2 separate regions of the Homo sapiens genome follow, and region 2 is linked to region 1. A link is a loop called in an ENCODE intact Hi-C map of the cell type or tissue named here. Cell type or tissue: Caco-2. All regions are shown on one strand. Links, peaks and the distances in the headings refer to the core of each region. The heading gives the core; the rest is flanking DNA.

What was found. Hi-C counts contacts between places; a loop is a spot of excess contacts. Peaks named below come from ENCODE experiments on the same cell type or tissue, not always from the same donor. Only the 100,000 strongest peaks of a DNase experiment are listed, where the experiment ranks them.
Region 2: a loop joins it to region 1, with 6 times the contacts of the local background. A loop is called at or near these places in 2 of 110 quality-filtered maps.

What each region holds. Positions count from the first base shown.
Region 1 is chr12:115,467,828-115,483,298 of GRCh38, reverse strand. All of the region lies in intron 2 of LOC105370003 (a long non-coding RNA gene), which reads left to right. Among named protein-coding and RNA genes, the nearest start is that of LINC02463, 410 kb to the left of the region's middle. RefSeq lists enhancers at 2,099-2,178, 7,842-9,041. In Caco-2, for the core only: no CTCF peak of the experiment used is centred there; DNase peaks (open chromatin) are centred at 8,168, 8,508 and 12,538.
Region 2 is chr12:115,414,909-115,430,379 of GRCh38, reverse strand. All of the region lies in intron 2 of LOC105370003 (a long non-coding RNA gene), which reads left to right. Among named protein-coding and RNA genes, the nearest start is that of LINC02463, 460 kb to the left of the region's middle. In Caco-2, for the core only: no CTCF peak of the experiment used is centred there; DNase peaks (open chromatin) are centred at 6,743 and 8,191.

The DNA of each region.
Region 1 (15,471 bases), core at 5,003-13,002:
ACTATACACCTGTGTGCAATTTGGGTCCAATTTTCCTTTATTAGGGTTTCTATAGGAGCTAAAACTACAAGATCAAATGTTTTTTTCTCTCTCTCTCCTTCTCTCCCCCTCTGTGTTTACCCCACCCCACTCCTGTATTTAAGCCAATGTTTCTATTTCACATCTGCTATATCTTTTGCTTTAAATAGGTCATATTGAAAATGTTTATTTCTAGCCATTTCCTTTTGCTCATTACTAATATATGTTGTTTTGAGAAACTATTTCAGTCTTTTTTCTAAAGCAAAGTTAGTAAACTCTAAAAAATCCCAACTCCTTGGAATCTTAATTTGTCTAATTCTTTATAGGAAGCTTATTTAACAAATTTTAATCCTGATCCAGGAAATATTCTATATGTGCATCTAATACAAATAGTATCTATCTATCCATCCATCTGTCATCTATCTTTTTAAACTTTTTTATGTGTGTATGTTTGTATGTATGTATGTATGTATTTTTGAGACAGGATCTCACTCTGTTGCTCAGGCTGGAGTGCAGTGGTTTGATCACAGCTCACTGCAGCCTTGACTTCCTGGGCTCAAGTGATCCTCCCACCTCAGCCTCCCACATAGCTGAAATCATAGATGCTCACCACTATGCCCAGCTAATTTTCTTTTTTAAAAAATTTTTAGTAGAAACGAGGTCTTGCTATGTTGTCCAGCTTGGTCTCGAACTCCTGAGCTTAAGCAATCCTCCTACCTTGGCCTCCCAAAGTGTTGGGATTACAGGTGTGAGCCACTGCACCCAGCTTACCTATCTATATGTCTCTCTTATATTTATTAATTCCCTTTTCTTTACAACAGCTAATGTTTATTCATCTCTTATTATGTGCCAGCCACTGTGCTGAACACTTCTCATTTGAATGTCCTGAAAACCTAGGAGGAAAATGCTCTTTCCTCCTATTTTACATATGAGGAAACTGAGGCACAGAGTAGTCCACTGACACTATGACTAACGGTGGACAGGGCTGTCATCTGGACCTGGATGGGTCTGGGTTCTACAATGCCCTGCTGCCTCCAAGAGCTGCTTATTTTCTTTCTTTTTTTTTATTTAATTTAATTTATTTTATTTTTTTGAGATGGAGTCTCGCTCTGTCACCCTGGCTGGAGGGCAGTGGTGTGATCTTGGCTCACTGCAAGCTCTGCCTCCCGGGTTCACGCCATTCTCCTGCCTCAGCCTCCCAAGTAGCTGGGACTACAGGTGCCTGCCACCATGCCCAGCTTTTTTTTTTTTTTTTTTTTTTCGTATTTTTAGTAGAGACGGGATTTCACCATGTTAGCCAGGATGGTCTCGATCTCCTGACCTCGTGATCCACCCGCCTTGGCCTCCCAAAGTGCTGGGATTACAGGCGTGAGCCACCGCGCCCGGCCCCAAGAGCTGCTTATTTTCAAAATGTCATGAACATAGAAAGGCAGAAAGAAGAAAATAAAAGCCTACCATCTTTTTAGTAAGTTGAAGGATGCTTATTTTGATGTATGGGATTAATAATGACCATAGCTGATACTTATTGAGTTCCTGGTTAGTGCCAGGCATGGTGCAATGCTTCATAAGGTTATCACATTTAATTTATACATCGGGCCTCTAAGGTAGGTGCTATTACTGTCCTCATTTTGCAGATAGAGAGACAGACACTTCCAGTCTTTTTTGGGGGTCCCAGAGTGATGCCCTGACCTGAGACAAGATATCAGGTGAAAGTGCTTTATTTGGGAGTTAATCCTGGAGCACTGGGTGGGAAGTGAGCAGGTCACCTCTGCAGGAAACAGGGGCTCAATCCTCCCCAGGAACACTGAGAGTCAGTGCAGAGCAGGCACTGCAGAGAAGAGGCCAGTTCCTGTCCGTCAATGATTGAGGGCCACTGGGTGGAAGCACTGATTCAGGCCACTTCTTCCATGGCCTGTGCACAGGCAGAAAAAAACCTCAGGCTGAAGAGTCCAGGTGCTGACAGCTGTAAGTCTGACTACTTGCACTGAAATAGGAAAGTGAAATAGAAACATAAGACTCAGGGAGCTGGGGGCTGGGAGGGCACATGGCATTCACCACGCTCAGGTGGTTAACTTCCTTACTCAAGGCTTCACAGCTACTACCTGCAGCCAGGTTAAAAAGCCAAGTCTTTGCTTGTTTAAATAATCTGAGAGAGTGGATGGGAGTGTAAATTAGTTCAACCACTATGAAAAATAGCGTGGCGATTCCTAAAAGACCTAAAAAACAGAACTACCATTCGACCCAGCAATCCCATTACTGGGTATATACCCTAAGGAATATAAATTATTCTACCATAAAGACACATGCATACATACGTTCATTGCAGCACTATTCACAATAGCAAAGACATGGAATCAACCTAAATGCCCATCAGTGGTAGAGTGAATAAAGAAAATGTGGTACATACACACCATGGAATACTACGTAGCCGTAAAAAAGAAAAAGATCATGTCCTTTGTAGGAACATGGATGGAGCTGGAGGCCATTATCCCTAGCAAACTAACGCAGAAACGGAAAAGCAAATACTGCATATTCTCACTTGTAAGTGGGAGCTAAATGATGAGAATACATGGTCACAAGGAGGGGAACAACAAACTGTGGCCTACCAGAGACTGGAGTGTGGGAGGAGGGAGAAGATCAGGAAATATAACTAATGGGTACTAGGCTTAATACCTGGGTGGCAAAATAGTCTGTACAATAAACCCTCATGACACGAGTTTAGCTGTAGAACAAACCTGCACATATACCCCTGAACTTGAAAGTTTTTTTTTGTTTTTTTTTTTTTTCTTGAGATGGAGTCTTGCTCTGTCGCCCAGGCTGGAGTTCAGTGGCGTGATCTCGGCTCACTGCAAACTCTGCCTCCTGGGTTCACACCATTCTCCTGCCTCAGCCTCCCGAGTAGCTGGGACTACAGGCACCTGCCACCACGCCCAGCTAATTTTTTTTTTTTTTTTTTGTATTTTTAGTAGAGACTGGGTTTCACCGTGTTAGCCAGGATGGTCTCGATCTCCTGACCGTGATCCGCCCGCCTTGGCCTCCCAAGGTGCTGGGATTACAGGAGTGAGCCACCGCGCCCGAGCAAAATGAAAGTTTTTAACAGTTCCCCTTAACAAAAACAATCCGAGAGAAAACTCAGATTCCCTATTCCCTTGCCTTACTTGTCTTTCCCCAGTCATTCCTTATCCTCACCCTGCCCAGGTAAAATCCGTGGACCTCATCAACTTCAGCAATCCATGAAGGCTTGGCTTCTGGGAAATAGAAAACTGTATTTCATTTGTTGTTTTGTTTTTACCAATTTAGTGGATGGGTGGTGGGGGCTTGTCTGAGACACTAGTTCCTGTTGACTTCTGATTAAAAATGACTTCAACTCAGTTGCCTCCCTTCTATTGAAGGCTAGTGCATTACCATTAGTAAGAGTATTGACGTTTAAAAATGAGCCTGTTACTGAACCTATTTAACAGCTATTGAACTACCCATGTTTAAATATTTACTCTGCACGATTCCAACCTGTTGGTCCTTCTTTGCCTCTGACATTGGATAGATTGTCAGAACTTCCATCTCTGCAGCTTCCGTGAAAAGAACACTTCAAACATTATAATATTAATTGGTATGTTCAGGAGACTGGGTGTTTAAAGAAAGTGGATTTTGTGGGTAACTGAGATTTAACATAAAATCTGGATACCTGGCACATCCATCGTTTTGTGTGGGTAATCTTTGTATCTCATTTCTTCATTCATTCATTCATTTCGTGCCTACTATGTGCCAGGCACAGAGTAGTGAGCTAGGCCAGCCTAGAGAAGTCTATGAAACTACATATTTCCTTGTGTGTCTTGTGATCCATCATTTGAAATATCTCCTTTCATCCAACTTTGAAGATATAAGACAGAGTTTCCCAACTATCTGGGAGTCAGAGGTTGCTTTGAGAATGTGATGGAAGGCAATGAGATTTCTCATACGAGCTCATCATTTTGCCTCCATTTTCAGTATGGTTGGTTATTCATGGGTCTCTGGATTCTGGGAGTCAGGGAAAGAACATGTGGATGTTACTTCTGGAAGTTCTGTCTCTGTTTACTAAACTTCTAATAGGCAATCATTTTTCTCCCCATTTGTTTTCTAAAATTTGAGCAAGAAAAATGGTATCTCTTCATGGAAAGTTCTAGCCCTTTAGGAATTTATACTCTAAATGCTAGTTCTTTGTGTTTTCCAGCTAGTCATAAACTCACTTTTTTTTTTTGTTTTTTCCCCCCTTTTCCTATTTTTTCTTTAAAATTCATTTTTTCTTCTTTTTTAGAGACAGGGTCTGGCTATGTTGCTCAGGCTGGTCTTGAACTCCTGACCTCAAGGGATCCTCCTGCTCTGGCTTCCCAAGTAGTTAGGATTACAGGTAGGACAAGCTACTGTGCCCGGCTTCCATAAATTCACTTTATATGAACAGTAAAAATCTCCTTCTCTGCTTACAAGAAAACAACCTTACTTTATACTCATAGGACAAATACACAGAGATTCAAACCCTCTCTCATGATTTATGAACGTTTCTCTATAAAGGTAAGAAATGATCCCTATCAGCATTTAAACCTTGCTCAGAGTTTTGAATCACCACAACCCCTGCCAAGCCTGGTTCATTGCTAAAGCACTGGAACAATGGAACTAAGCCTATTTGATGGCAGTTTGACATCTGAAATTCTATTTCTAATTGTAAAATTTAAAAAGTTTAAGATCAATCTGTTTCTGATGCCATGTATAGTATATTTAACTTGTGGAAAGCTTATTAAAGTATATACCCATAATATTGTATTACATATGCTCACATATAATAGTTTCCATTATTAATCATTTAGTATATATTATTTTTTAAACGTTTATTTTAGGTTCAGAGGTACACGTGCAGGTTTGTTATATAGGTAAACTGTGTGTCACAAGGGTTTGGTGTACAGATTATTTCATCACCCAGGTAATAAACATGGTACCCGACAGATATTTATTCTTATCCTCTCCCTCCTGCCATCCTCCATCCTCAAGTAGGCCTCAGTGTCTGTTTTTCCCCTCTTTGTGTCCACTTTTTTTTTTTTTGAGACAGAGTCTCTCTCTGTGGCCCGGGCTGGAGTGCAGTGGCTCAATCTCGGCTCACTGCAAGCTCCGCCTCCTGGGTTCATGCCATTCTCCTGCCTCAGCCTCCCGATTAGCTGGAACTACATGCGCCCACCACCAGCCTGGCTAATTTTTTTGTATTTTTAGTGGAGATGGGATTTCACTGTGTTAGCCAGGATGGTCTCGATCTCCTGACCTCGTGATCTGCCTGCCTTGGCCCCCCAAAGTGCTGGGATTACAGGTGTTTTAATTGTTTAGCTTCCACTTATAAGTGAGAAAATGAAGTATTTCATTTCCTGTTCTTGTGTTAGTTTGCTTAGGATAATGGCCTCTAGCTCCATCCATGTTCTATGTAAAGGACATGATCTCATTCTTTTTTATGGCTGCATAGTATTCCGTGGTGTATATATACCACATTTTCTTTATCCAGTCTACTGTTGATGAGCATTTAGGTTGACTCTATGTCTTTGCTATTATGAACACTGTTGCAATGAACATACACATGCATGTGTCTTTATAGTAGAATGATTTATATTCCTTTGGGTATATACCCAGTAATGGGATTGCTGGGTTGAATGGTAATTCTATTTTAAGTTCTTTAAGAAATCGCCACACTGTGTTCCACAATGGCTGAACTAATTTATGCTCCCATACTTGCATTATTTCTTTTAATTCTTACAGCAGCACTATGAGGCAGGTATTGTTATGAGCCCATTTTTTAGAAGATGAAAAAGAAGTTGAGAGAGAATATTAATCCAAAGATACTTACATACACATTTTTATAGCAGCACAATTCGCAACTGCAAAAATGTGGCACCAACAGAAATGCCCATCAATCAACAAGTAGATAAAGAAATTGTGGCATGTGTGTGTATGTGTATATACATACACATATATACACATATGTAGTGTGTATATACATACACATATATACACATATACATATATACACATATATATACATATAAAGAAATTGTGGTATGTGTGTGTATGTATATATATATGTGTATATATGTGTGTGTATGTGTATATATATATGTGTATATATATACACATACACACACAATGGAATACTACTTGGCCATAAAAACGCATGAATTAATGGCATTTGCAGCAACCTAGATGGGATTGGAGACTATTATTCTAAGTGAAGTAACTCAGGAATGGAAAACCAAACATCGTACGTTCTCACTCATAGGTGGGAGCTAAGCTATGAGGACGCAAAGGCATAAGGATGACCCAATGGACTTTGGAGACTCAGGGGGAAAGAATGGGAAGGGGGTGAGGGATAAAAGGCTAGAAATTGGGTTCAGTGTATACTGCTCGGGTGATGGGTGCACCAAAATTTCACTAATCACCACTAAAGAAGTAACTCATGTAAACAAACACCACCTGTTCCCCCAAAACCTATGGAAATAAAAAAATAAAAATAAAATACTAATGTTTTAGGATAAAAGAAAAAGAAAAAGAAATCCAAGTAAAAGGTGGTGAAGCCAGGATTTGATCCAAAGGTCTCAAGCACCAAATCTCATTTGTTTAATATCATTTCCATTGCCCAGAGGCAACTTTTGTTAACATTTTGGTGTCTTTCTTTATTCTCGATCCTTAAAACTTATTTAAAACTATTTAATATTTTATTTTGTATTCTGCCTTTCATCCTAGCATCAGAAATCTTTCTTTTACATGTCAGTAAAAGCTTTCTAAATGTTTTTATTTGCTACTTAATTGCTAGCTAACCATTCTCCTACTAATGAACTTGTAGGGTCTTTCAAGTTTCTTGTATTATAAATAACACCGTGAAGGACATCTTTAAACATGAATATTTGTGTAGACTGATTTTGAAAATCAGGTTGTGGATCTGAGTTCGATATGTTTGTTTTTTTTTCTTTTTGTTTTTGGTAAGTCTTAGGGAGGGCAACATATTTTTCAGGTCAAAAATGAGTTTTTGAATTTTACCTTATCTCTGTCCTAAGCCAATTTCTCAAAGTCACACTCTTAAAGATATTGACTCATCTTCTTTTCTACATTGCCTAAGTGAGTTTTTAATTTTATAATGTTTGACAACTCAAATAATATTTTTGAAACATTTGAAGTATGGGCTATCTCATACCATCTATACATGTAGGGAATTGATGAGCACGAAACCCCAAGAAGTGGAATATTCAAATGAATTTGATGATTGGCCTTGGAGTGTGTTATATGGATTACCTTGTAGGTTGCATTCAGCTACTAATGAAGTGATTTCGTATTCTCCAAATATTTGCTGACTCCAAATGAATGAAGAATTTGAGAGATATTTGCTGTGTAGCAAAAGCAAGCCCATGTGGTGGTTCGTTTAAAATCCCAACTGTATTTTCTCTCTAATCATGTAACTTGTCACAGTGTATTATAGTTTCTGGTAGATTAATCTTTATTCTCCACTAGGTCAGGAATTTCAGGAAGCCATAAATGTATATCTGGTATACCGTGGCTGATAATATAATATCTGGCACATGGCCGGTATTCAGAAAATTGTGTTAGAAGGAAGCAAACAAGTGAGAAAGCCAGTCGTAAACAACCTTGCAAAAACAATTCTTGAGAAATGACTCTGCTTGTTCGGAACCATCATACACTGGAAAATTCTTAAACCTTCTTTTCAAGCATTATAAGAGATAACTTTTTAGAACCATAAGACTTGCAGAAAATGGCGAACTTAGGTGGCCTCTGGGGTCAGAACTTTGAGGACATGGCTGAAATGAGTTCAATCACTCTTTGAGTTATCAAAACTGCACTAATTCTAGGCTCACCCTGAGGAGGGGGGTTTCAATCTAATTGGGGGGAAATCTCTGCCTTGACAAAAAGTCACCTGTTTATATCTCATGGACTCTAAGAGGAACTGTCTCAGGCCATGAAATGCTGGCTGGACAAGCCCTTTCATGCCCCTTCACAGAGCGCTTTCTTTCGTTTTCGAATTCATACAATGTCACAATCCATACAGGATGATCTGGCCCAAACCCTTCACCTGCTAGAAGGGGACACTCTGGGGTCAGCCTCTTCTGTTCCGACTCAGATAGCATCTCTCGGCGCCAATTGTGCAATCATTGGCCTTGCGTGACTCCTCAGTTTGCTCTTCATCTTCTGCTCTCCTCACAGGCTATGAAGGACAAGAATTAATTTATGGTGCTATGAAATGCGCTGGGCTTATCAAGGGTTTTTATGGGTTAATATCCACAAGCTTCACCTCCCTTACCTTTGGTCCTGGAGATCATGTTTACAGTGCAGGTTTGAACTTAAGGGAAGGGGTTAGGTGAGGAAGAAGGCAATTAAAGGACTCACAGTCACCTGCTGGTCCGTTCAGAGCAGGTAAGACTTGCCTAGGTGTGGGCAGGGGGCCCTTCACCCAGAGCCCTATCTCTGGAGGAAGATAAATTCACAGTTAATAAAGATAAGGGCCTGAGAGAAATGCCATTAAGGACTACATTGCCAGCCCAGCCCAGCCGATCAAAGCCAACGGTGACTAATTCTCTTAATGGGAAATACCGGGGGTCAGAGAAGGTTTTGTGTCACAGGGTTGGTGAGGAAAACCAGCTTGGGCAGGCATGGCTTTGAACCCTACCTTCGTCACTTAACAGCCACGAGATCCTGAGCAAGTGTTTTTGCCTCTTTAAGCCTCAACCTGCAGGATCTCTCTTTCTTCTGTCTTAGGCCTCTTGACTGCATGAACTATAATGGTGTATGAAAAGCAACTGGTGCCATGCTGGGCACAGGATAGCTAATCAATAAATGTGAATTTCTCCCTTTACCCCCTTTCCCCTTTTCTTCCTTTGACGGTGCCTTTGAAAATAAACTCATTTGGAGGCTGGGCACGGTGGCTTATGCCTATAATCCCAGCAGTTTGGAAGGCCAAGGCAAGCGGATCACTAGAGGTCAGGAGTTCGAGACCAGCCTGGCCAAGATGGCAAAACCCCATCTCTACTAAAAATGCAAAAATTAGCCAGGTGTGGTGGTGCACGCCTATAATCCCAGCTACTCAGGAGGCTGAGGCAGGAGAATCGTTTGAACCCAGAAGGCGGAGGTTGCAGTGAGCCGAGATCACACCACTGCACTCCAGCCTGGGTGACAGAGAAAGACTTTGCCTCAAAACAAAACAAAACAAAACAAACTAAATTTATTTGGTTTGCTTGTATCCTTTCATTCATTAAGCCATTGATTGATGTGACAGACATATAAAGCACTTACTAAGTGCCAGAATCCAGGCTCAGCATAGAGCACATTTAAAATATCAGGTGCAAAATTTGTCCTTATGAAGCTATGGTCTAAAGAGGGGAAGAAACGTTAGTTCGGATAGCTACCACACATTGAACACTGACGACATGCAGTACTTTTCCTGTATTTACTCATTGAATCCTCATAACAACTCTCTGAAGTAGATACCATCATGATCCCATTTTATGGATGGAAAAACTGAGGCACAGGGTCATGAAGTAACTTACCCCAGATGCCACAATTAGTAAGTGTCAGAGTATAAGTGTACCCTGCAGCCCATGTGCAGAAAACTACTGGGGTGTTACAAGAAGATAACTATTAACCCTTTGCACTTGGCGATTTACCCATTTGGGGGCTGTTGGTGGAATTTGGCTAATTTGGTTGTCCACCCCCTTGCTAATCCAGAGCGTGTGGTCCGTGGCCTGGCAGCTTGGACATTCCCTGGGAGCTGGCAAGAAATACTGAATCTCAGGCCCCACCTCAGACCTGCTGAACCAGTCTCATTTTGACAAGGTTCCAGGGGATCTATGTGCCAGCTGGAATTTGAGAAGTGTTTGTTTATATGTCCAAACTGTCTTTCCACTGTATAATTAAAATAACAACTAAAAAGCCACCCAGGTAGTGCTATTGTATAGCCCCGAAGTCACTGGGTTGAGGAGACCTGTGAGATGCCCATAGGAAGTAGCCTGGGCACCCCTTAAGTGGCTTGACCCCACGTTTCTTCAACCCCCTTAAGACTCTGCTATCACCTACAGTGTCTTCCCTAACATCATCAGCAGGGTTCAAATGTTCCTTGGCATAGAATCTCCCGCAATGCTTCCTAAGCAGAGATGTTGACCTGCAGAACGTGCCCTGTTGTGGGCATGGGTGGGGTTAGGGTCAGTTTCTGGTCCACTCTCCAGCATCCTCATGGCCCTCATCATTATCTGCAATGACGTGAGTCATTCAACTGTTCACCTCTTCACCATAGAGTCATTCCATTAGATTGTCACTTTCATGGGGGCAGCTATTTACCTGGCTCAATTACCTCTTCATCCCAGCACCAGGAAGAGACCTGGCACATAGGAGGTGTTCAATAAATATTTATTGAATGAATGAATAAATGCAGAAACCTATTCTAAATCTTTTTTTTTTTTTTTTTTTTTTGAGACAAGGTCTCACCCTGTCACCCAGGCTGGAATGTAGTGGTGCACTCTCAACTCACTGCAACCTCCCCTTCTGGGACTCAAGCAATCCTTCTCTCTCAGCCTCCCGAGTAGCTGGGATTACAAGCATGTGCCACCATGTCTGGCTAATTTTTTCTATTTTTTGTAGAGATGCGGTTTTGTCTTGTTGCCCAGGCTGGTCTTGAATGCCTGGACTAAAGCAATCCTCCTGCATCAGTCTCCCCAAGTGCTGGGATTACAGGCGTGAGCCACTGCGCCTGGCCTAAACTTTTAAGTAAATAATTCCCAAACTTTAGTGATTGAATAATGATTAGAAATAAGTTATGTGTCACACCCTGCAACTGACCACAGCTCTTCAGGGTGCCTAAGAGGGCTGAGATTGGAGAACAGCCCAAACTTACCCATTATATTAATTTAGTACTGCTGCTGCAACAGAATTACCACAAATGCAGTGGCCTGAAACAATGCATATTTACAATTTTTTTTACAATTCCGGAGATAATAAGTTCTAAAATCAAGGTCTTGGCAGGGCTGCATCTCTTCTGGACACTTTAGACGAGAATCAGTTTCCTTGCTTTTTTCTTTTTTTCTCCTAGAGGCTGCTCACAGGCCTCGGCTCACGGCCCCCTTCTGTTCTTCAAAGCCAGTAGTTGCATTGCCCTGATCTCTGCTTGCCTTCACATCTCCTCTGTCTCTGCCTCTCCTGTTTCTTTCTTATGAAGACCCTTGTGATGACATTGGACCCTCCTGGGTAATCCAGCATAATCCCCTCATCTCAGGGTCCTTAGCTTAATCACATCTACGAGTCTCTTTTGCTATGTAAGGTCACATATTCCCAAATTCTGGGGATTCCAGGGATTAGGATGTGGAAGTCTTTGGGGTGGGGGTTGGGCATTATTCTGCCTACACTGACTTTACTGTCCACCCCAGAATAAAAGCGAGTTGAGGCTGGTATCTCCCTGGAGTGGTGTCTGCTATCTAGATCCATCATTGCTCATCTATCCCAGGCTTTTTCTGTGCGATGACTCTCTGGGTCTCTTCCATTTCATTTCCTCCAGGATCCTTCCTCCGTTTTATGCCACCTTTCTTGGTACTTTAGATTCTTAGGATATTCATGCTGAACAAATATTCATTTTTATTATCAATTTTTTTAGGACAGGGATATCCAACCTTTAGGATTTAGTGTTAATCACTAATTGTCAACTAACTGTCAATCACTAATGAATCAACTAAGATTGTCCACTTTGGATATGCCACCTTGACAGTAGCAGATTCCAAGGGTCATGGGATACATGATACTTATTACTTTCTGGTGATGGGTGATACTTATTTTGGTTTTTGTTTGTCTGTGTGACTTTCGTACCACCCATGAAGATAATTTGAATGCTCTTAGGAGGGTAACCAAACTAGACCAGGATCTTGGAACATCTGAGAATAAACCTGAAATCAATTCATCACATCTATTACATGAAGAAATGGTTTCTTTGGCTCCAAGCTCACAAGGTGGATCCCAAGGGGGAAACAGAAAGTGGCTTAAGAAAATAAACCCAGATCCATGGTCCGTGAATGGCGCCACCCAATGTCAAGAAGTGACAACCTGGTTGTGAGAAATATGTCTTGGTAGGCACCCTCTAGAGTCCAATGAGGATAAACTACAGCCCTGACTGAATCCAACAGAGAGCGTAGGACTAAGTACTGGCACCAAGGCCTTGCTCTCAAAGTCCTGTCATTCTAAAGTTCCAGAACTTTCTTTAACTTAGGCAGTGCTGTCAGGCAGAGGCTTTTGAAGGGCCAGGTGGGACCCGTGGAGAAGAGGTTAATTCTTATCACTCTTGGGTCATCTCTCCTCACATCTCTTTATAACTCGTGAGATACCTGGCTCCTGACTGACTGTGTCAAGGAGGGTGTGGCCCCCACGTCTGGGCCTCCCCTCTCCTGCTAGTGGGGCCATCATGTTCTGATTAGTATTAATAATTGATTTATATAGCACCTTTTACAAGCCTGCAAATACTGTCTGCAACCAGCCTGTGTGTGGACACACGCATCACTTCACTCTCAGATGATAAGCTGCCACCTCACGGGGTGGGCAGGAAGGTGTGGCGGGCGCCAGTCACCTCGGTGGCGCCAACGACGTGACAAGGAGACAGTTTGCTGGAGGAAGTAGGACAGCACCTTATCTCTGCTGGCTGGGGTGGGGGACTGGGCGGAGGTGATTCTGGGCTTGTAATTAATAACTTGAAGGGTTGGACTTGTGAGTACCCCAGGTCAGGAAAGCATCTTTTGGCATAGGATAGGGTTGCTTCATTACCCCATTATTTAGAAGAAAAAAACCCAAAACAAAACCCTGAGATGCTGATGGAATAAAAGAATGCCAATGGCAGAGATAGGGTAAAGCCAACACATCTGTGAGTCACATCAGCATGTAACCTGGGGCTGTATGCCTTTGTTTCCCCTGCCAAGCTGAAACAGATGGTGGAAGATGGTTATTCAAGGCTCACGTCATTGGTCGCCATATTGTATGGGGCTTGGGGTGCTCATCTTATATTTTGAGGTATCCTAAGTTAGTGTTTAAAGGAAGCTGAGGGTTTACAGGGCCCTCGTTTGAGCTTTGAGAAGTTCTGTCGTAAAGAAACTCATTAAATTTAATTTAGTTCGATATTTCCCAAACCTACTTGATGTGATCATTTTGATGAGGGTCTGCCTGTTAGAGTTCATTTAGGATCTTTACTTATGTTTTTGAGAAAAATCAGCATCATGTAGTTTAAAAAAATGAGTTCTGAATTAAGTCAATTTTCTGGTGGTCTCGAATGAGATCATTCATGTAGAGACAGGTTCTACAACTTACTAGGTGGGTAATCATGGGAAAGCCACAGACCTTCCTGTAACCTCAGTTTCCTCATTTATAATAGTATCCACTGCACAGGGATGAGGGACAGTGCCAGGCACATAGTATCTGCTCTGTAAAGATAAGCTATTTCTTATTTTATCATCATGAGGAGCATCAACATGTCCATCATCTTCATCGAATAGCAATGCTCTCTGAGGAGAAATGAAACATATTGGTAGATCAAACAACAACAACAACACCCAGTTTCCCAGAAAGGAGGGATGAGATACAGAGAAAAGTTTCCATGTTTGCTCAGATTCTAGTGTCCTATTCCTTGGGAGGTCAGTGGGTAGAATTCAGACCCACTTAGGAGTAAAGGCCAAGCTCAGGAATGAGTCAGAGCTCTTGAGTGGCCAAGTGGAAGGATTCAGAGACCAGGAATAAAGTAGGAATTCCCTAGGAAGCCATGCGATGGGGTGTGGACTGAGATGAGGAAGAATCTAGAACTTCGGCAGAAACATCTGAATTAGAACTTTTCAACTCCATTCCACCCAACCCTAGTCCATGTTCCATGAACAAAGGGTGGCATTACCAAGTCAATAGGGGGACGGCATCACATGCTTCCCCTCTCGGAGAGTCAGGAAATTGATCCGTGTAGTAAAAGCTTTGAGAAGTCTTGCAGTAAAGAAACTCATTACATTTAATTTAGTTCAATATTCCCCAAACCCATTTAATTCCTGGACTACCTCCTTTATTTTATTTTATTTTATTATTTCATAAAATAATACATATTTTTACCTAAACATACTTTGGGAGAGATTGATTTAGACCATGAGAATTTGGAAGAATTGTCTCTTCCAAAGCTGGAAAAAAAAGTAGAGATTTTAAAAATCGAATCTACGTGTTTTTAATGTATCCTACTTGAACATCTTTTTTTTGTTTGTTTGTTTGAACTTGTAAAGAGACTCACCACCACTTCTAAATTTTTGTGTTTGTGTTTCTGTTTGAAGTGTTGGTCTGGATTTTGCAGCTATTTTAAATGGCTTAAAGGATGAGGAGGGAGGAATAGCCATGTTCCCAATTTGCGATAATGTCAATACTATTTATAATCCTGTCGATGCTAGTCACAATAATGTGTTTTTATGATCATGTCAATACTATGTGTGATCATGCCAGTACAATAGTAGCAACAATTGTCATTGATGAGTGCCATTTATGAAGTCCTGTCTGTGTACCCTTCCCTACGCTAAGTAGGTGACATGTGTTATGTAGTTCTCCAAATAGGAAAATGAGGCTCAGAAGAGGTAGGTAGCTTGTCCAAAGTCATGTCACTAGAGAGTAGCAGAGCTAAATTTGAATCCAGAACCAACCCTAAGAACAAAGCCATGGCTCTCATGTTGCACCTCGCATGCAGTTGCTAATTCTTCCATCCTACCTCCATTCCGAATCCTCTCTGAGTGACTCAAGAGTCACTCATACCTAGTATAACTAGTATACCTAATAAGAGTCACTGATAACTAGTATCAGGAGCAAGAGCTGCTCTCAGTGATTGGAAGCTGCGGCTCAGGACCTAGAAGGCTGCTGAGTCACCAGCAGGCTGTGCTGTGGCAGAGGCAGCCTTAGGTGGGGTAGATGCATGCAGGTCTCAGGCTGCTAGGGCTCTGTCCTGTGGACCTTGTCCTTCGGGTGCCAGACACAGCTGTGTGTTGTCCGGGTGTCACTTTCATTTTCTGAGGCCCACACTTGCGGACACCCAGAGAGACTGTACATGTGCACCTTCTTGTTATGTACCCAGGAGGGGTACTAGCCACTCTGGTTTGCCCAGGACTGTCCTGGTTTTAGCACTGAGAGTCCTATGTCCTAGAAAACCCTTCAGGCTCTGGCACCCGGGGACAGTTGGTCACTCTAAATAGGTCCTTTGGTCTATATAGAGCCCTCAGGTGAGACTTGTCTAAAGGCAAAGAGAAGCTAAGTTCAGGGCCTTTAAAAATAAGCAGTTTCTGCAACAGAAAAATGCAGTAGAATGCAGGAAGGTCAATTCTGACTATCAAAAAACAAAAAAAAAAAAACAAAAAAACTCAAAAACCCTCATTGGAAAAATTAAAACAAAAATTTTTTTAAAAACCT
Region 2 (15,471 bases), core at 3,691-11,690, 52 kb after region 1:
ATTTTATCTAAATAGAATTTACTCTTTTCCTGAGGATTTGGAGATAATGTCTGAAAAATGAATTGCACTTACCATAGTCTATTTAAATGATCTTTTCAGAAATGATGACCCATCTTCAGCAGAGGTTCTGGAGAAGAAGGGCCATATCTTAGACATTATTCTGAAATACCTAACCTTGAGCCAGGCACAGAAATGTTTTGTGCAAAAGAATATAGGAAAGAAGTTTCTACAGACAATGACTACATCAGACTCGTGTTTGACTAACAAGTTGTGTTGCCCATGAACAACCACATTCTCACTCACATCATGGGCTCTTGAGCCCAGAACAGAGCCCAAGGCTGCAAAGAAGCAGGCTTCTGGCTCAGCTCCCCCATATCCCTTGTTGTCATGGGGACATGCTGTCTGGCAGCTGTCAATCAAGAAAGGCTGGGAATCCTAGATGTTCTTCAGGGCCTCCTATCAATGGCCTGATATCCTTTCTTTTACCCAAAGCAAAACTGTTATTTTACCTTTTATAAGTGGTATTTTCTGCTCAATAAGATCTGTGTGAACTCACCTGTTGAACACCTCCATGGGCAAATTCCTTTAAAGAGTAGGGTTTAGAGAGTTTCCTAGATGAATGGTGAGTATAGACAGCTCTTTCTATAATGCTGAGTACACCCTGTCACTATCTAGCTTTAAACAATTCATCCATCCATTTTTCATTCAGCCATCTAATGTGTATTGTGGATTAATTCAGTACTTTCAAATTATACGTAGTCCTTGTGTATGTTGTATCTTTGGACATCCACTTTGGGGATAGCTTGTATTCTGGGTGTTCTAACTCCCTAACTCCAGAACACCTCACAACCACTCATAATGTTCTAGGGTATTACTATCTTCCTATTTGTGTTATTCTATAGTTCAGATCACATTGTAAAGAGTATATCCTTCAACATATATCCCAAAACATTACCCATGTCAGTAAACATTATTTGTAAGTATTATTTTAATGCCTCCACAATATTTGGTTATTTGTCAAGGATTGCTAAGTAGGGGAGGCATACTCAGATTATATTTCTTTTCTAAACTTTAGAATGCGGGTTCCAGAACAATATGGAGGATGGGGGATGGGGACAGAAACAGATGAGTGAGAGGGAAAGGTAGGAGGGTGGAGGAATAGTCCAGAAAAGAGCATTAGAACTAAGAGGAGCCAAGTGTATTGGCTGAGGGTCTTGGCCCTGGGACCAGTAGTATGTCTGCATCTATATCAAAGTTTGTGCACTTAGTATAATGGCTGTGTGGCTTTGAGCAAGTTACTTAAGCTTCCCTAGTCTCAGTTTCCTCATCTGCAAAATAGCTCTAACAATGGTACTTATGCCACTGAGTCATTTGAGAACTGAGATAATTCATGTAAAATGCTCTATGAAATATGTCATAATTTATGAATGTGATAGTCTATAATTCATGTAAAACTACTCTTGAACAGTGCTTGACATGTAGAAAGTGCTCTGTTAGCTGGTGTCCTTATGGTAGCTGGTAGCAGGACAGATAGATTGCAATACATTCCTAATAGAGACAGCATGGCCAACTGGTGAAGCATGGTGGTGGGGACATCAACATGATTTTGCATGACTGGGTGGGTGATGGTTCATCTGGCCCAGATGTGAAAGGTTAGATGGACAACAACCTTGAGAGAAGACTGGACAATTGGATGTGAGCCTCGTTGACCCCTTGTGACCTCCTAGCTCCATGTCCCCAACAGTGGGTAAGGGACTTCTCTGTGCTCAACAAGTCCAGGGTCTGGCTTGGCTGGGCTTGGCCTTAAGAGTTACTCAGAGTCAGGATACATATACCCTCTGCCATCTCTCTCCTTCATGCACCAATTTGAAGAAGATTCCAGGCTCTAAGATGCTTGATTGTGGGAGACCTCAGGACAGTAGCCATTTCTACATTGGAAAATAAAAATGGGATTGCACCACCTTCTCTTTAAATCTTCCCTCGGGTCTCTTTGCTCTTATGATGCAAGCTGAGCTCCTTAGCACGGGCTTTGCTTTATGAGTTCCCCTGAATGCAGACACTGAGATGGAGTCTAGTGCACAAGATGTTTCTGGTATGTTCTTGGCATAAATCCTTGTGCAATGGCAGGGAAAGGAGCAGGAGTGAGTATGAACAGAAGTGAACAGGGATGCAGTTGACAACAGCCTTGGCCAGCCCCATGGGGAGCTTTGGAGCTAGAATGCTCTTCAGCATTGTCCCTCATTGGACTCGGATGGCCAGATCTTTATATTTCCACATGAATCATTCATGGGATGTGGGTCTCTTTGAGAAGGGGTGTGGCTGCAAAGCTGCTCTCTGCTACTGGGGGACTCCTTGAAGGGGTTGATTGATGAAGGCCAACTGCTGACAGTGCTCTCAGCAGCCAGAGCACATTTTTTCTTAAAGAGGGATCTAGGTGTATCTCTCTGTCCACTTCAATGGCCTGCTAGACCCTCCTTGATCTGGGCCTAAAGAACTCCCAGTCTTTTCTCACCTAATTGACTTTTCTCTCTGATTCAGCCACCCTAACCTCTTTTCATTGCCTCAAGTGCCACATGATGTTTTGTGCCACAGGGCTTTTGCTCATGCTCTGTCTGAGATGATCTTTCTACCTGTTTTAATCTGACTGATACCCACTTGTGTTTCCAGTCTCAATTCAAATGTTACTTTCTCTTGGAAGCCCTCCTTGAAACCTAGATAACATTCAGGATCCCCCATTGCATACCAGCATTGCCCGTTGGACTTTTCTTTCATCGTTTGCAGTTCCAGGTATATTCGTTTGAGTCTTTGCTTGGTAGCTCTTTTTCTTACTAGACTGAAAGCTCCATGAGGGTAGGGTTTGGGTTCCTGGCCCATTGAGACAATCAAAACTGATTAATTTCCTCTTCTCTCTTCTCTGGGCAATGGAATACCTCATTCTTTGACATATTTCTTATTTTGATTAAAAAATGCATTTATAGGCATTAATATTTAAAACTTCCACCATAAGGACACCAAGCTGGAGGACAAGTCTCATTGTTTATCCTTTCAGCCACAAGTTGCAAAATATTTTTTAAAACCGCTTTAGCAAAAGGCAGACCTAACTTTAAATCCTCCGTCTGCCACTTGATAGCTATGTGACCTTGGGTAAGCTACTTCACTTCTCTGAGCCCCTGTTTTCTCATATGAAAATTGCCCCCTCTTAGGATAAAATGGGACATTGTCCACAGCCCAGCATAATACCTGGCACAAAGCAGGTGCTTGATGAATATTACTTGCTCCTCTTCCCAGAAGCAGGGGATTCAATTACTGCCCCAGTGGCTGTCTGTCAAGAACAGCAGCAGGAGACCAGTTTCAGACAAACATGCTGGCTTAATTGCCTCACCCTTCTTGCTGCTGACCTCACTGGGGCCAAGGCTTGTTTGCCTTGGAAGATGTGCTGATGGCTCCCAAGGTGGTTTGTTTAACTGATGGCCTTTGAGGGCTGGGGCAAGGGATCAGGAGACCCAGAGGCTCCTGGTCAGGTCAAAGGGTTTGACAGACAAATTGGGACAGAAGTCTAGTGATGCATTGATTGAAAGTGGAGTGACTTGTTAATCTCTGTTGATTTTGGAAAGATGGCTCTATGTGCCACCTATGAAGACAGGTGGGGCTTTTTCATTCCTTGGTGATGGCTTGGGTATTTAAACACTCCGGACAGGAGGATGTGCATTTATGAAGGAGGCAATTTTAGGCAGTGATTTTCCAGGCCCAAAGAGTCCCTGGCATCACATTCCCACTGTTCTAGATGTTGGATGGCAGATGTTGGTAATGGGGCATCACACCTGGTGCCCTGAGAGCCACATAACCTCTTCCTTCTTATTCATCACCTTGATGAATTACTATCTGTTGGACTCCCATGGTGAACTAAGCACTAAGATCTAGAATGGGTTGCAGTTGGGTTCACTAATCACATTTGGTGTGTCTCTCACAAGCAACATGCAAATCGAATGATAATGTTTAATGTATCCAAGGAGTTTATTATTAAAATGAATCTTATGGGAAATTCTATAATAATCTATTAATTATTTTGCTAAGTAATCATCTTTATAATTTGTTAACTGTGTAAATGTATCCGTTGGTCATCATCCGTCTATCTACCCACCCTTTCACTCATTAACTTACTCATGCACTCACTTCTTTGTATGTTCATTCATTCATTCATTCACTCATTCATTCATTCACCATTTTATCTGTATAGTCATTCATCTATTTCTCCATATGTTTAAGTATCTATCCATCTACCCAGCTATCTACTCACTTTTTTTTTTTTTGAGATAGAGTCTCACTCTATTGCTCAGGCTGGAGTGCAGCAGTGGTGTATGATCTCAGCTCACTGCAACCTCTGCCTCTAGGTTCAAGTGATTCTCCTGCCTCAGCCTCTGGAGTAGCTGGGACTACAGTCATGTGCCACAACGCCTGGCTATTTTTTTTTTTTTTTGTATTTGTGGTAGAGATGGGGGTTTGCCATATTGGCCAGAGTGGTCTCAAACTCCTGGCCTCAAGTGACCTGCCCACCTCAGCCTCCCAAAGTGCTGGGATTGCAGGTGTGAGCCACTATGCCCAGCCCTATCTATCTACTTTAAATCCATCCATCCATGCATTTATACATACATCTATCCTTCTGTTTTTCTAACCACCAACCCATTTATCTATTTATCCACCCAAAGTCTGTCTATTCATTCATTCTTTTTTCTCATTTTAAAATTTATTTATTTATTTTTGTACTTTTATAACTTTAGGGAGTACAAGTGAATTCTTGATACATGGATAGACTGTGTAGTGGTGAAGTCTGGGCTTTCCGTATAGCCATCACACCAATAGTGTACCTTGTACCCATTAGATAACTTTTTGTTCCTCACCACAGTCCTACCCTCCCACTATTCCCAACTCCAGTGTCTATTATTCCACTGTCTGTCCCCGTGCATACACATTATTTAGTTCCTACTTATGAGTGAGAGCATGTGATATTTGACTTTCTCCTTCTGAGTTATTTCACTTAAGATAATGGCCTCCGGTTCCATCTGTGTTGCTGCAAAAGGCATGATTTCATTATTTTTATGGCTATGTAGTATGCCATGGTGTGTGTGTGTATGTATTACTTTATATATAATATATATATAACTTTATATATATTATAATGTAGTACATTATATATAGTAATATTATATATTAAAAGGTTATAATTATATGTACTATATATTATAGTACTATAGGTAAAGTATCATATATATGTGTATGTGTGTGTATATATATAATGTGCTACATTTTCTTTATCCAATCATCCATTGACAGACACTTGGGTTGACTCCATATCTTTGCTATTATGAGTAGTGCTGCAATAAACATTCAAGTACTGGTGTAATAATTTCTTTTCTTTCGGATAGATACCTCATTCATTCCTTTCAAATTAATTATTCCTTCAGCAGGCTTTTACTGAGTACTCTCCCTGTCTCTAGTTCTATTCTAGGCACTAGAAAGATAAGTCCCTGGCTTTCCAGAAGCCCATGGTCTCATGGTAGAAACCAATATATAACTAGACAATTATCATCCAGCAAGACAAGGGAGAATCAGGATTTCATAAGGTTAGACATACCTTTATGTTCAGTAAATGTCAGTGAATTCTCCAACTCCCCAGGTGTCTTAGGAAAAACCCTCTTTACTTTTAAGATGAGATGGACGGAGCATGTGAAGCTAAGGGTAGATGCCAAGTTAACCCTTCACTTTTCAAAGTCTTTCACTCCTTTTGCAAATATCTGTCAGGTTTTCAACCCTTTCCTTCTTTCAAGCAATCTCACTTCTAGAAATCAGCTTGGAAATAACCCAAGTATCCAACTACAGAAAACTTTCCATACGTTATGGTACTGCTAAACAATGGAGCACTGTGCAGCTTCTGAAATGCACAAGGTAGAAGTTTATGAACGGATATGGAAAAGAACTCAAGATGTATGTTTAAATAAAGAAAATGAAGCCCCAAACAGTGTGTCTAGTACAATCACTCTGCGAGGGTTATGTGGGATGACACAGAAGTGACCAGTTTCTCCCCTGTTTGTAATAGATCATTTTTAAATTTTTGGCTGCAAAGAGAAACTTTCTGGAAAGGTCAGCTTTTACTTGCTTTTGCACTCCCAAAAAGCTAGAACAGTGTCTGGTGTGTAGTAGGCACTCCATAAATATTTGTTGAATGGATCAATGAATGCATGATTGAACAACAAACTCTTGTTTTTTTGGGAGATATGGAGTTAAAGGTTTTATTAGGGACTTTTGACTTTCATTATATTATATAAAATATATGAAATGTTTCTTTATAAAACTTTTAAAATTTAAAAACAAAGTGGAAAAAAAATATCCCTGAAAGGCTTCAACCCTCCTGCTCTCCAGGAAGGGATTGTACAGTTGGGTGACATGCCTCTGCTTATCCAAACTGTTTCTCATGTCTAATTAGAGAAGGGGGCCTTCTGTGTTTTAAGCTTCCTCTCTCCCAGGGGGGAAATGCCCGACCTGTCGGAGAAAACAAACAGCAGCCTGTGTGTGTGTGTGTGTTCCTGCCCAAGCGCTTGGGCCTGTAAAACCTGGACCCCCTTTCTGGGGTAGGAACCTACGTTAGGGAGCTGTTGACAGTCCCTCCGTGTGACCTCTTGCACAATTCCAGGGACAGCTCAGCAGCTTAGAAAAAGGAAGAAAACAAACAAAAACATAGGCTGAGTCTGTTTGTTCTGAGGAAACTAAGAGAGGTGTTTGACAGTCAGTAAATGCCAGCTTGGCTGTTGCTTTTAATCTGTAACATGGGAGGCAGAGGTGGGGTTGGGAGGGAGGAGGAGGACAAAGGGGGAAATGTGGAGAAAGGAAGGGCAGTGCTGGGCAGGGGCTCCCTCAATGATGAGTGCAGGCAAAGTGGGTTACATTGGACTGGTTAGGGGACTTCTGAGGGAGCTGAACTGGGACTTATCCTGGGAGTTTGTAGGTGGCAGGGACTGGGTCTCAATCATTTATTCATTCACTTCTCTATTTATTCATTCATCTCATTTTTCAGTCCTTCACTCCTCCCTGCCTCCCTCCCCACTCCCTCCCTCCCTTCCTCCCTCCCTTCCTTCCTTCCTTCCTCTCTCTCTCCCTCCCTCCTCCTCTTTTTCCTCCCTCCCTCCTTCTTTCCTTTCTCCCTCCTTCCTTCCTTCCTTCCCTCCCTTTTCCTCCCTCTTTCCTTCCTTCTTTACTCTCCACTTTCATTTCTTCCTTTTTTCCTTTCTTCCTTCCTCTTTCCTTTCTCCCTCTTTCCTCCCTCCCTGTTTCCTGTCTCCCTCCTTCCTCTCCCTTCCTTCCTCCCTTCCATTCCTCCTTCTTTCCTGACTCCCCCCCTCCCTCCTTTCTTTCTCCCCTCTCTTTCTCTCTCTCCTTCCCTCCTCCCTTCCTCCTTCTCTCCTCCCTTCCTCCTTCCTTTCTTTCTTCCTTCTTTTCTTTTTTCTCTCTCTTTACAACTACTTACTGAGTGCCCACTACATGCAAAAAGCTCTTCTGTGTGCTGAGGAATGTGACAGTGAATAAATCATTTAAAGACTCTGCTCTCATGATGCTTCCAATAGGTTGTAGAGACACAAGCAAGTTTGTTAAGCAGTTTTAAATGCTAAGATGAAAAATAAAGTTGGATAAGGACAAGGCATCCTGATCGGGGGCTGTTTTAGTAACAAAAATCAGGGACCATTTTTGGACATTTCAAGAGAGATGTGATTGAAGTGAAGGAAAGAACCATGTAGTTCTCAGGGGAAAGCATTCTGGAGAGAGTGAAGAGAAAATGCAAAGGTGAGAAGTGCCTGGGGTATCTGAGGAGGAGCAAGTTGTTCAGTGTGGCTGGAGCAGAGAAAGCAGGGGCAAGGTGTGAGGTAATGGGGTCAGGGAGGTGAGCAAAGGACGGATCCCATAGGGCTTTGCAAGCTATGGTGTGGGTTTTATTGTAATTTGACCTCAGGTCATTGGAGGCATTAAGCAGGGTGAGGGTATAATACGGCTTACATTACTGTAACAGACATCTTGCTTGCCTTGTGAAGGACAGAACATAGCGGGGCACAAGCAGAAGCAGAGAGAACATCTAGGAGGCTGTTGTGATTGTCCAGATGAGAGATCATGACGCTCAGGGCCAGAGGGGTCGTGGTAGAGGTGATAGGATGCGGAAGGATTCTGTGTATACTTTGAAGGGAGAATCAATAGGATTTGCTGATGGTTTGGGTGTGCATTGAGAAAGACAGGAATCAAGGATGAAACCAAGGATTTGTGCTGAAGCAACCAACTCAATGGCTTCTCTGTCTGCTGAGATAAGGAATACTGCATTGTTGACTCTGTACATGTACCTGGTATTTGCTCAGTTAATGTTTGCTGACCGACTGGATGAATGAATGAAAGCTATTTTGGAGAGGGGGTGGAGGGTTGGGGGATTGTCTTAGAATTTCTGATACATTCAACAAACATTGATCGATTGTCTACTATGTGTTAGATTCTGTGCTCAGTGCTGTGAAATATATCAATTCATTCAACAGACATTCAGTGAGTTTTCTGATTTTAGGAGCTGGAAGAAATATAAGGGAATAAGATAGATATGATTAAGCCTCTATAAGGACTCACTTCTAGATAGGGAGGCAGGTGTTAGACATGTAAAGAAACAAGCAAAACATTTCCCAGCTGTATTATCAAACAATAAAATAATAAAGGAGAATAAATAAAAATAGTGTCCAGGGAAGGCATCTCTAAGGGGGAAACATATAATCTGAACCTGGAAAATGAGAACAGCTGAGTCACATGTAGAAAAGAGAAAAAGTCATCCAGGCAGAAAGAATAGACAGCTCAAAAGACCTGGGACAGAAATGAGCCTAAATACATAGCTCCCAAGGCAGAAAAAAAATTGCGTGGCTTGAGGTTAGTGAATGGGGCAGAATGACATGAGATAAGGCTACAGATGAAGGCAGGTGCCAGATATAATGATGAACAAGACAGAGACCTTGCCTGCAAAGACTTACAGGCCGCTAGAGGAGTCAAAGGGTAGACAAAAATGATGAATAAAAGAAAGAACTTGCCAAAGGACCTACAAGGTGGCCTTGATATTAGAGCTAAGTCTATGCGTAAGGTCTTGGTTCACACAAAGGTACGGAAGACACATTCAGTTCCTTCTAATCTTCCTCTCACTCAGCATCATAATAACATTTCTGAAATCAGAGCAGGTCTACATGGCAAAGAAGGAAAAGACGTTCCAGTGTGGTTATCCTGAAGCTACGCGAGTGTTTCAGACCAAATCCCCAGAACTACAAGCCTCAGGGAAACACATGCCAGGCTGTACAGGATCCTACGTGCAGTCCTGAGGGGACCCACTGTGCTGAAGACTGATGCATTATTGGTTTTTACTCCAGTCTTAAACATCTACTACAAGTTAAAATGCTCTTTTCCTTCTTTCTTTATTTTTTTTTTCTTGATTGTGAGCCTATGGGGTTCCAGAAAGTAGTATTCATTCATTCAAGAAATATTCATTGAAGGCCAGCTCTCTTCCAAGTACTATGCTTTGTGCAAAGGAGACTCAGTCTTCCCTTGTGGAGTATGCACTCTAATGAGATCAAATGTCATTAAAGAGGTCAGCAAAATAATTTGCATAAAGGGTCATGGCAAGAAGTTCGGGGCTAGAGGAAGCACCTAGCCATGGAACATCAGGGCAGGCTTCTCAGAGGCAGTGGCATCTATTCTGAGATCTGGAGAGGGGGCAAATAAAGGTAGCTAGATGAAGTGGGGTGAGCAGCGTGAAAAGTAATCCAGCCAGAGGAGATGGATATTAAACAGCCATTCATTCTTTTGAGTATTCCAATATGTGATGATTCAAAACTCTATCCTAAACCATATCACACTCCAAACAGAAGCTGCCATAACTGGCAAAACGGCAAGTGTGAGGTTTGGGGTCAGCTGGGCCTTGGGTCATATCTCAGTTCTTTCAGTTACTCTCTGTGTGAACTTGGCCAGACCATATCACCTCCCAGGGACTCAGTTACCTTGTCTTTTAAACGGGGGTATTAACGTCATTCTACTCTCAGGTTTGTAGGGATATAATAAGTTGGCCCATGTAATGGGCCCAGTGAAATACTGGACACATAGTAAGTGCTCAAAACATCATAGCTATTTTTCTTGTGCAGGAATAAATTGGCACTATAAAAGAACAGGCTGAATCTATTAAAGTTGAACATGTGTCTTTCTCCGATGCAACAATTGCACACCAACGTGGAAAATCTCATGGAAATGTATGTGCTCATATGGTCATTAAAAAACATATAACAGAATATTCATAGTAGCACTATTTATAGTAGCCCAATCTGGGAACTGCCCTGATGCCCATCTAGAGTAGAACAGATAAACAATGGTAGATTCATGCACTGGAATAATACACCGCAATGACCATGAATAATCTTCAATTCACACAACAGCACGTGTGAATATCACAAACAGTGTTGACTAAACAAAGTCAAAGACAAAAGATGACATAGTGTATGATTCTATTACATAAAGTGTGAAAACAGGTAAAAACCAATCTATGATTTTGGAAGTCAGGATAAGGGGTACCTTGTGGGAGGAGGTGTTAATAATAGGAGGGGGGATGAGAGGGACTTGTCGGGGGCTGGTAATGTGGTTTTTGGGTAATCTATGTGTCTGTTCTATGTTGTATTCCTTTTGGAAAATTTATCAAATTGTAAACTTATGATCTGTTCATTTTTTTTTACTTTTGGGATGTTATACTACTTCAATTAGAAATCTTAAAATATAGCTATTCACATAAGTATTCACATAAGTATATAAGTCAATGAAAGCTACCATTGTTCCGACATTTCAGGCTGGACTCTAGACCCCACTGGATGTTAATGTTGCTTTGTAGAATTTTTAGTCACATTTTTTCCTCAGCATTTTAGCCAACCAGTGGTCAGTGGCTACTCTTTCTGCTCACTGGTCTGAAAGCTGTGCCTGCTCTAATGACTTGTTCTTTCTTCTGGATTCTCTCTTGGATTTGATGGCTTTGGTCTTTAGCCAAATTGTAACTGACTTACCAGAGTTCTAATTTGGCTTTGTGGCTTTAAGAAGCTCTAAAGTTCTCATTTGGGTATCTGAAGGTGGATTATTTGGGCATGGGCTTTGTTGATTGAATTGCAATATTTTCTCTTGATTCTTTGAGTGAGGTAAGCTATGATGTGAATCATTGTTTCGTCCTCAGCCAAAACTTTGTGGGGGAAAATTAGCAAAAGCAAGAACTCACAACCGTATGCAATATTCTTCTAGCACCTCTGGACATCTCATAGGCAGTCTAGAGAAACAACAACATTTAGTCAGCAAAATGGCTCGTTAGCTCCTTCTCCATGTTTCCATTTTATGTTCCTAAAGATTGGGTTTATCTTTCATGGGCAGAGATATTCTATTTTTACTCTGGAAACATTGACCTCTGCTTTGCCTGTGCATTTTTTTTCACTCAACACAACTAAATGGGCTGAGGCTAGATGAACAATTTTACAGGAGTCTGAGCAGAAATAGTCACATCTCCCATTTACTGTATGCCAGGCACTAAGTGCTCTTTTTATAAGCTCATAACAAGAATCCCAAAACACAAGAACAATCACTGTCTATATTTAACAGATGAGGAAACTGAAGTTTAGGCAATTTCAGTAATTTGTCCAAGGTTGCCCTGGCAAAGAGCTAAAATGGGATTCTCACTGCATTTTGATTCTTACACCCTTGATCTTAACTATAACACAATTCAACATTTTTAGAATTCACCCAATTTCTTGGCATCCAATTTTCCTCATCTGAAGAATGGGGCTGATTAGACTCCTCTTTCAGGGTTATTGTCAGGATCAAAGGAAACAAGGCACTTCTAAAAGGTAAGTGGTTCTTGTTCCTACATAAATTAGTTCTAAAGCAATACTTCCCATCACTTACTAAGCTGTGTAAGCCAAGTCCTTTCCCTTGCACAATTCCAACCTCAGGGTATTCATCTAAGAATGTTTCTTAGGTGGTATAGAGGTCCTGGTGTGAAGGAGAAAGACCAGAAAACTGCTGGGACTGAAGAGAATGTAATCTTTAGTAGCCCTGCTGAATTCATCCATAGGTAAATTCCTCCAAAGAGAGGTTCAGCCAATTTCCAGAGGAATGATAAGGAAAGTTGGCTCTTTCTGAAATATTGAGTGCATCCTGTCACTCTTTGGCTTAAAAGAGTTCATCATTAATTCATTCATCTAATGATTATCAAATATTAAGATTTGGTAAGACATAATAATAGTAAAGCACTTACATTCTAAGCTGTGCCCTAGGTAATTTACAAATATTTACTCACTTAATCCTCCCAACAGCTATACAATATGAGGTTGGATATAAATATGTGCTTTGATTATATGACTTGAATCTAGACAGTCTGGCTCCAGAGTCTGTGTTTCTAATCACTGCACTATACTGTCCTTCAGTCTGCTGTGATCTGTTACCAGCTATTACCTGGAATGATATCTCCCTAGTGGGGATGGGTAACCCTGGGTTGGAGTGACATTTATCACTATTGCAACATGTCTACCAAACATTACACACACCAAACATTTTCTGCGAATACAAGAAAGGGTCTTACAAGCTATGTAAAGGCATTTGGATGCTCCCTCCAGATTGGAGACCACACCTCTTCATGTGAACACGCATATTTATCCCAATATTGAAGGGATTGTACCTTTCTCTCTACCCATGTAGACTGATATGCTTTGAGGACAGGGTAGCATGATGTTTAAAGCTGTATCCCCTACTCTGTCAACTTTGAATGAATGGATGCATAAATGAATGAATTGTGTCTTTTCTCTTTCTTCCTGCCTACCCCACTTGTACACTATGTGCTCACCATGTTGAAGTTTATCTTTTTCATAGCTCATAATTTTTGAGTACTTACCAACTGCCAGGTGCTGTGATAGGTGCTTATCCCACAGAATCTTCATGATAACTACCATGGTTTCAATGATGGTGTCCCCTCTAAAATTTATGTTGAAACTTAATCCCCAGTGCAAGAGTATTAGGTGTGGCCTTTGGCAGGTGATTAAGTCACCATGAATGAGATTAGCATCCTTATAAAAGGGGTCAAGGTTGAAAGAAACACCTTGTGGCCCTTCCATCCTTTGCCATGTGAAGACATAGCATTCATCCTTTTTGGAAGATGCAGCAGTGAGGTGCCATCTTGGAAGAGGAAATAGGGTTCTCACCAGACACCAAAACTGCCTGCTTGATCTAGGACTTCCCAGCCCCCAGAACTGTGAGGAATAAGCTTCTGTTTCTTATAATGACCTAGTCTGTGGTATTTTGGTATAGCAGCACAATTGGATCAAGACAATAACCCTGGGAGGCTTGTAGTTGTATTAGCCCCATTTTAGAGAGAGGGAAACTGAGAAGCAGAGAAGATAAGTAATGTGTTTATAACAGGTAGGCCCAGGAGTCCCCATGGTTTTCCTGGCTGTGCCATACCATTTCACACACCCTGCCTTCGCTCAGGCTGCTTCCTCTGCTTGAAGCACCTTGTTCCTCACCCATCCTGTTAGCTGGGCGCACACCTCCCCAATTTTTCCAAGGCTCAGATAAAGGCTCTCTTTTTCTATGGATTCTTTTAAGCTCTTCTCAAGGAGAAATGTTCATTCTCTCTTTGGTGCCCCCACTATTTTTATTAACACTTCTTTTCCTTTTCCTTTTAGCCATGTAATAACTCAAGCACACAGAAAAATACATACAGAGAATAAATGTCACAAACACCTATAGATAGACATTTAATGAACATTATTTTCTCATACTTTTTTCAGTTTTTTTAAAAAAATAAACTTTGTATGTACTTTCTCAAAGGGAGGAGGATTTTTTTCTTGGGCAAGGATGATCTACAAGGGCAAAAGAAAAGTAGATGAAAAGTAGTTGAAGGGAAAACTTGCTTTATTACACTGATAATTATGAAAATAGGTCATAAAATCTCACTAACCTGAAATAACAGTGAGACTTTACATGTCATAAAAATTAGTGGGAAGTACCAATTATTAAATGTTATAAATTTGAAAGCAGTTATAATCTAAAAGTTCATTTCTTTTGACCTAGGAATGCTTCAGTTAGAAATTTGTCTTGCTAAATAATCACAGATGGCTACAACAGTTTACTCTCAAGGAAGTTCATTGCAGTGTTGTGTAGAACAGTTAAAAAAATGGAAACAACTAAAATGCATAAGAGTAAAGAGGCTGATTATAAAAATCACAGTTTATTCTTACAATAAAATTATATGCAGCCAATAAAATGTATGCTGCTGAAGAATTCTAAATGTAATAAAAAGTTATTCATGATACAGTAAATTCAGATGGCAGAATAAAGAGTACAATACCAATTTTATGAAAAAGACACTAATAAATGTTTGTATCTATAGCTATGTTTACAAGTTTGTAATTAATTATATACAACTATACCAATATCTGGGTGACAGAATTATGTGTAATTTTTTCTCTCCGATGCTCCTGTATTTTATAACAATCATCTTTGTAATTTAAAAATAAGTTATTTAAAATGGAAAATATTAATAGTATAGACAAAATAATTACATTATTTTAATGCATTGTACATCTTACATGCTCAGCAGCAAATGAGTCTTGGTAAGTACAAAGAACTATCTATATCAAAATTACTTTCCAAAATGGCCTTTGTTAAAAATGCGTGAGATCAGAAGGTCTCGGATGGTGGCTTATTTCCCAAATGTGTTGTTCCTAACCTGACAGGTATGCTGTTGAATTCTGTGAAGTTCATCTGAAGGATGAACTTAAATGTGATTTGATGATCCCTGCCCATCCTGTAAAACTGGAATCTGAATATTCTTTTAAGAGGGTGGGGGCTTTGTGATCAGTTATGCACAACTGGCAGGGTGGGGATGTGTCTAGGATCTGGCTTAGGTGGGCACTCATGCTTGGCTGTAGAGTAAAATGCTGGAGCAACTGGGAAATAAGGAAGTGGCTGAGATACAGGAAAAGGGAAATGCAGGGCCTACCAGGGCAGCAATAGATGTGTTTCCCACAGGGCCTTCATCAGCGCAGGAAACAGAGGCAAAGATATTGTTGTGAGGCACAGATGGGGGCCTCAAGTATATTGTTCCAGGTGTGTGGCCTGTGATCATCGGGGACAGAAAGGAGAGGTCTTAGGCTGTGTCAGAATGAGAATGGCCTTGGTGGCCCATGAGCATTGGGACCAAGGGACATTCTAGTGGAGATCTGAAATAGGTCACTTCTCACTTCCAGGATCCAAGTTCCTCTGAGACCTTGTAGCCCAAGGAAATTAGACTGGGCATTGGAATCAGACACACCAGCCTTTAAGCACTACCACAGGCTCTCTGTCTCTCTGAGCCACAGTTTGCTCATTTGCAAAATGAGTAAAATAGGACCTAAC